2 separate regions of the Homo sapiens genome follow, and region 1 is linked to region 2. A link is an interaction called in ENCODE POLR2A ChIA-PET data of the cell type or tissue named here. Cell type or tissue: PC-9. All regions are shown on one strand. Each heading gives the region's core, and the rest is flanking DNA. Links, peaks and the distances in the headings are about the cores only.

The links. Peaks named below come from ENCODE experiments on the same cell type or tissue, not always from the same donor. Only the 100,000 strongest peaks of a DNase experiment are listed, where the experiment ranks them.
Region 1: POLR2A ChIA-PET joins it to region 2 with 10 read pairs; 2 of 35 experiments call an interaction of 5 or more read pairs at or near these places.

Annotation. Positions count from the first base shown.
Region 1 is chr4:140,059,231-140,062,148 of GRCh38, reverse strand. The region is part of intron 1 of MAML3 (mastermind like transcriptional coactivator 3); the gene reads left to right. The region is part of intron 1 of LOC124900783 (a long non-coding RNA gene); the gene reads right to left. Among named protein-coding and RNA genes, the nearest start is that of MAML3-AS1, 67 kb to the left of the region's middle. In PC-9, for the core only: no CTCF peak of the experiment used is centred there; no DNase peak of the experiment used is centred there; H3K27ac peaks cover 1,237 bases.
Region 2 is chr4:139,019,808-139,022,725 of GRCh38, reverse strand. The region is part of intron 1 of NOCT (nocturnin); the gene reads right to left. Among named protein-coding and RNA genes, the nearest start is that of NOCT, 5.5 kb to the right of the region's middle. In PC-9, for the core only: no CTCF peak of the experiment used is centred there; no DNase peak of the experiment used is centred there.

The sequences.
Region 1 (2,918 bases), core at 122-2,621, 1.0 Mb before region 2:
TGAACTATCCAGAAGAGAGATTGCTGTCCACAGTGATGCGTCATCTGAGGCTCCTAAGTAACCAAGTCTGCTGGGTGTTGTTATAATGGGGGCGGGAGGTATCTGTTCCTACTTGACAATGCTATTTATGGTTTTTTGGAGGTATTTGTGTTGGGGATTGCTGTACATTCTCCTCCTTTCTTAGTGACTTTCTAGACAAAAAGACTTCAGAAACAGATGTTTTTTTCTGCCACACCAACTGTCTGATTCAATGTAGCTCTCATAAATAGTTGAGTTTGTTTCAGTAACAATGTCAAAACACTGGGCTCTGTGGCAGTTGCATATACAGGCACCATATTGTCATTCTCTTCTCAGTTCCTTTTGCCAGTTAGTGGTAATTTCTGCCAACACCAAATGAAGTCTAAGTAACAAGCTTTGGACTAAGGTGACCGCTTCTGAGAGAAGCAACAGCCTTCCTCATGAAAACCATTTCCATTCTGAACATCATATTTTCTTATTTTTCATTAAATAGGTGAAAACTATGTCTAGGTTGGCACAAATTTTTACTGGCCAAGGTTGTATTTTAGTAACTGCATGCAAACTTGGTCTTGTTACTTGCCTTGAGTTGACGTACTGGAATTCTTGCATCATGGTGAACTTTGATCATTGTTTTGATTACAGAAATCCTTCAGAATTCTTTCATACCAGAACTTCTAAGAACAGCATTTTGTTTCCTGCCAATCTTAGCTGTGCTAGATTGCTGTCTTCCTCCTGTATCAGAGGCAGTATGTTTTTTGACTAGACAGTGAATGCAGTCTCCCATATCGTAGTTAGGAGGTTACTTTCATTAGGCAGATCTCTCTCTCTGATAAATCTCCTTGGTGCACTGAACTGTTTAACTTACTTAGGGACTGTGTTTTCTTTTGAGTCCGATTCCTGTAAAAAGCGATGACTGTTCCCAGGGTGTTCACTGAAAAATGAAATACGGCTCTAGGATTTGGTGCTGGTGGCTGAGGGAACAGGAAAAATAAAGGGAAGATGAGTAGAGCTTTGACAATCCAATTCTGCTTGTGGGGACCACGTAGAAGTCCACATCAAACGTGCGTGCCTTTTTGTCACTCCTGACTGTATAAAACCTGAGCCATCATATTTCTTCATGGTAACTTGGAATGAAAACAAAGATTTCTGGGGCTCCAGTTGCTGCTTTTCCCTTCCTATTTAACTTAGCAGATGATGCTCTGCTGAATTTCAGCTAGAACCTGGGCCCTGTGACTGAAATCCAATGGCATATGTATGTAGATTTCCACTATTATATGTGGTCACGCTGATTGTTATATTAATATCGTAATTAGGAATAGGTCAAACATTTTACTTTTATATGAATAACAAAATATTCAATACCTGTATTTAAATGAATTCTAGAATATTTGAGGGCATCAGAATATCATTTATAATAGTGACATTTTACTTAGGCAATGGTTATTCAAACACTATTTTATAACATTAATAAAGGATCTGACACTCTTTGTAGGAGAAATCCGTAAAATAAGCAAGACTGTTAACTTTCCTTTTAATTTAGTGTCTGTCTTTGAAATGGCATTCTATGCATTTGCTGTGACTAGACATGCCCTGTTCAAAGATCTAATGCCCTGTTCAAAGAAATTCTTATAATGTTTTTCAGAACTGTGTTACTGAGCTGTATTGGGGAAGCATATTGGGGGTTAAATTAAGAGAACTTAGCCCATCTTGATTCACAGGCCTGACTTTGATTTCAGGCTTGTGACTTTTTTTTTTTTTTTTTTTTGAGACAGAGTCTTACTCTGTCGCCCAGGCTGGAGTGCAACGGCACGATCTCAGCTCACTGCAACCTCCCCCTCCCGGGTTCAAGCAATTCTCCTGCCTCAGCCTCCTGAGTAGCTGGGATTACAGGCACCCGCCACCACACTCGGCTAATTTTTGTATTTTTAATAGAGACTGGGTTTCACCGTGTTGACCAGGCTTGTCTCGAACTCCTGACTTCAGGTGATCCACCCGCCTCAGCCTCCCAAAGTGCTGGGATTACAGGCGTGAGCCACTGCGCCCAGCCTAGGCTTGTAGCTTCTAATGGCTCTATTGTTCCTTTGTTTTGATGTCCTTGCAAACCCCAGCTAAACTTTTCTAGACCTTTATTAATTGAAATAAAAATAGATATTCTATCATATATATCACATCATATCAAAAATTGGGGATCTTTTGACTTTCATATATCATAATTATTTTGTTGGAGAAAAACATTTTTGCCAATGCTTTAGATGCCTTTTGCTGTTCTTTTTGAAAAAGATGCATATTTGATTTTGCCATTATAATGCTATAGAAACCCTGACAATTTCTGCAAAACTAACAAATCCTTTAATTTTTTCCTATATCTTATCTTGGTCTTTAGCTCTTGTAGACACACTTAAAATTATATAGGTCAGTTTTCACCCCAGCCTCCTCTCAGTGAGGAATATGCTAATATGAATTTATGAAATTTGACCTATATCAGACTATCTTCTGGCCTAGATGTGGTAATTCCTTTCTTGACATTCAGCCATTTCTTTATGCATTTCTTTTATGAGTTTTTAAAATAATAAGTATTTTTAAAATCTCCTTAATAATCAGATAATGAGAATGTCAGAGCATTTCTTTTCACCTTTGCCCTAAATCATCCTCAGTCAGCAGCTGTTCCTGAGCACATTCCTTAGGAACTGGGTGTTATCAGATGTTTGAAACTTTTCCATCCATAAGTCTGTGTACAGTAAAGAGAAGTGATTTCCTTCAGGGAAAGGAACACCCTCCCTGCCAGCAGGCATTGCTCTCAGAAGTGTTCATTGAATCCCCACTTTGCCTTGTGACTGTGTTGATTTTACCTGGTATGCTCCCGTGACTGTGCTAGGGATATTACAATGAGTAAGAAAGAG
Region 2 (2,918 bases), core at 313-2,812:
AATAAATAAAATAAATATTTTCCTTTCTGCACAACTCTCCACAATCCAACAGTGGTCTCTAACTTTTGGACAGGAGAATCACATCACTGAGAGACTTAGAATAGGCTTCTAAGCATTTAGTAAAACGAGCCTCCTCACAGGTGTCCGCCTGTGTTGTCAATATGTGGCTGTTGTCTACCCGGAGCCTATGTCAGAATCAGCAGATGCTCAGGCCCCACTTGGAGATATTAAAATCCAGAAGATCTGAATGGGACCCACGCATTTTTTTATATACTGGAAGGAGAAAAAAATTGTTATAAGGACATTCAAATTGGATGGTACCAATTTTGTTTAGCCTTCTTTCCCCTGGGCACTGTTGCCCACATACCTGACACTGAATTCTTGCTAAGTATTAATATATGATTCAAGTGTTGCTTTGAGGCCACATAGATACAGAGGACAGCTAAGGTTTTCACTTGAGGTCTCACTCCCTCCGTGGGAAGGCTGATTTTCTCCCATTCTAAGAATAACAATAAATAAAAAGTATCTTAGCTGCTTTCCGTGGAAGTCCAAACAGGTTTACTATGAGGCTAAACGCCCAGGCACACTGTCCTTCAAATTTCTAATTATCTACTGAAGTATAACCACCACTTAAGTGGCTATCAAAGCCCTATAAACTCTAATTAGTGGCCGGGCGTGGTGGCTCACACCTGTAATCCCAGCACTCTGGGAGGCCAAGGCGGGTGTATCACCTGAGGTCAGGAGTTCGAGAGGAGCCTGACCAACATGGTGAAACCCTGTCTCTACTAAATACAAAAAAATTAGCCGGGCATGGTGGCGCATGCCTGTAGTCCCAGCTACTTGGGAGGCTGAGGCAGGAGAATTGCTTGAACCCGGGAGGCACAGGTTGCAGTGAGCCAAGATTGCGCCACTGCACTCCAGCCTGGGCAACAAGAGCAAAACTGTCTAAAAAAAAAAAAAACCAGAAAAACTGTAATTAGTCACCAGTGACTCCTGACAGCAAATACAGACGCTGTATCTCCCTTCCTAACTCCAAGAAGCCAGAACACAATTACCTCACTTTTCTTTTAGTAAACATCATAGAAACCTCATTTTACTCTAAGTTGTGACTTAGAGTGACTACATGGATACACTCCCATTACAACCTCAGTCTCAAGTTTCCTCTCACTGAACTTTCATTAATATGCAAATTTCTTCCCTTTTTTTTTTCTTTGAGAGTAGCTGGGATTACAGGTGCGTGCCACCACGCCCAGCTCATTTTGTATTTTTAGTAGAAATGGGGTTTCTCCATGTTGGTCAGGCTGGTCTCGAACTCCCGACCTCAGGTGATCCGCCTGCCTTGGCCTCCCAAAGTGCTGGGATTACAGGCTTGAGCCACTGTGCCCGGCCCTGGAATTTCTTCCCTTTCTTAAAAGCTGCTTTTGGCGGGGCGTGATGGCTCATGCCTGTAATCTCAGCACTTTTGGATGGCTGAGGCGGGAGGATTGCTTGAGCCCAGGATTTCGAGACCAGCCTGGGCAACACGGCAAAACCCGTCTCGACAAAATATACAATTTTTTAAAGCTGCTTTTTTCGGGGGTCAATGTTCTTTCTCAGGGGTCTCTTGAACTGCCTTAGGCCCCAAGCTCAAAGATCCTTTTTTTTTTTTTTTTTTTGAGACAGAGTATTGCTCCTACTGTCGCCCAGGCTGGAGTGCAATGGCGCAATCTCGGCTCACTGATACCTCCGCCTCCTGGGTTCAAGTGATTCTCCTGCCTCAGTTTCCGAAGCAGCTGGGATGTACAGGTGTGCACCACCACACTTGGCTATTTTTTTTCTAATGTAAGTAGAGACAGGGTTTCACCATGTTGCCCAGGCTGGTCTTGAATGCCTCAGTTCAAGTGATCCGCACCTCGGCCTCCCAAAGTGCTGGGATTACAGGCGTGAACCACTGTGCCCGGCCAGACCAAAGGTCTTAAGGCTCTTCCAGAATCCTCTCCAGAGCTTCTCAAGCTTTCCAGGAATAAGTACCTTTGGGGAAAGGAGGGGCAGAGCTCATAAATACTCCCTAATCTTTTTGGAAGAATCCCCTGAGGCACTTGTTAAATATGCACTCCACCGGGCTTCTCCACAGGAAACTGATCAAGCAGAGGGCTGAAAGGCCAGAAATCTGCATTTTAACAACTGTCCCAAATGATTCTGCCTCTACCCCTTTTCCTAAGATGCTTGCCACAGCTCCTGCATGCGAGCGCCACCTTCTTCCAGGCATTGTGTGTGTGGTCTTCTCTGCCTGCCCCCACCACCCCGCAAACTGTCCCCTTCCAAAACACCCTCCTTTTTCACCTATTAGAAGCAAAGCATTTCTTGACAAATTCAGCCACACTGATTTCTTTCTTCTCAACTCCCACTGCAATTAGTCATGTCACCTTTTACATGTACTATTCAATAAAGCTTGTGGATAAATTGCTATCAATTGATCTTATTCATTTGTTCTAGGTAAAGTCTAGTGTTGAGACAGCAAGCAAGGTTAAATGATTTACAAATGTTAAGTGTGTGGAATGTGAATCTGGAGCCATGGTTATTAACCCCAAAGAACCCCAGTTCACCATGTTTAAACTGTTGCCATTGAATGCTAACAGAAAAATCATACATTAGTTTTCCCACAAGGAAAGCAATTTATTCCATAGCAGCTTGATAATGACAAGCTTTCCCGTTTCTTCTCTCTCATAAGCAGTTTACTCACATAGTTAAAGGACATATTAAATAAAGCTGCCTTCTCAAATGAGCTGGTGGCATTTGCCTATAAATTGTACCATGAAAAAAAGCAAATGTTCTAATGGTAGAGAACAGTAGTTCAGCCAGCTCTTCATTCTCTGAGGAGGAGGGATGTGGAGGATAGCATTTATAAATCCACAGATGACTTCCAACTGCGTTTCATC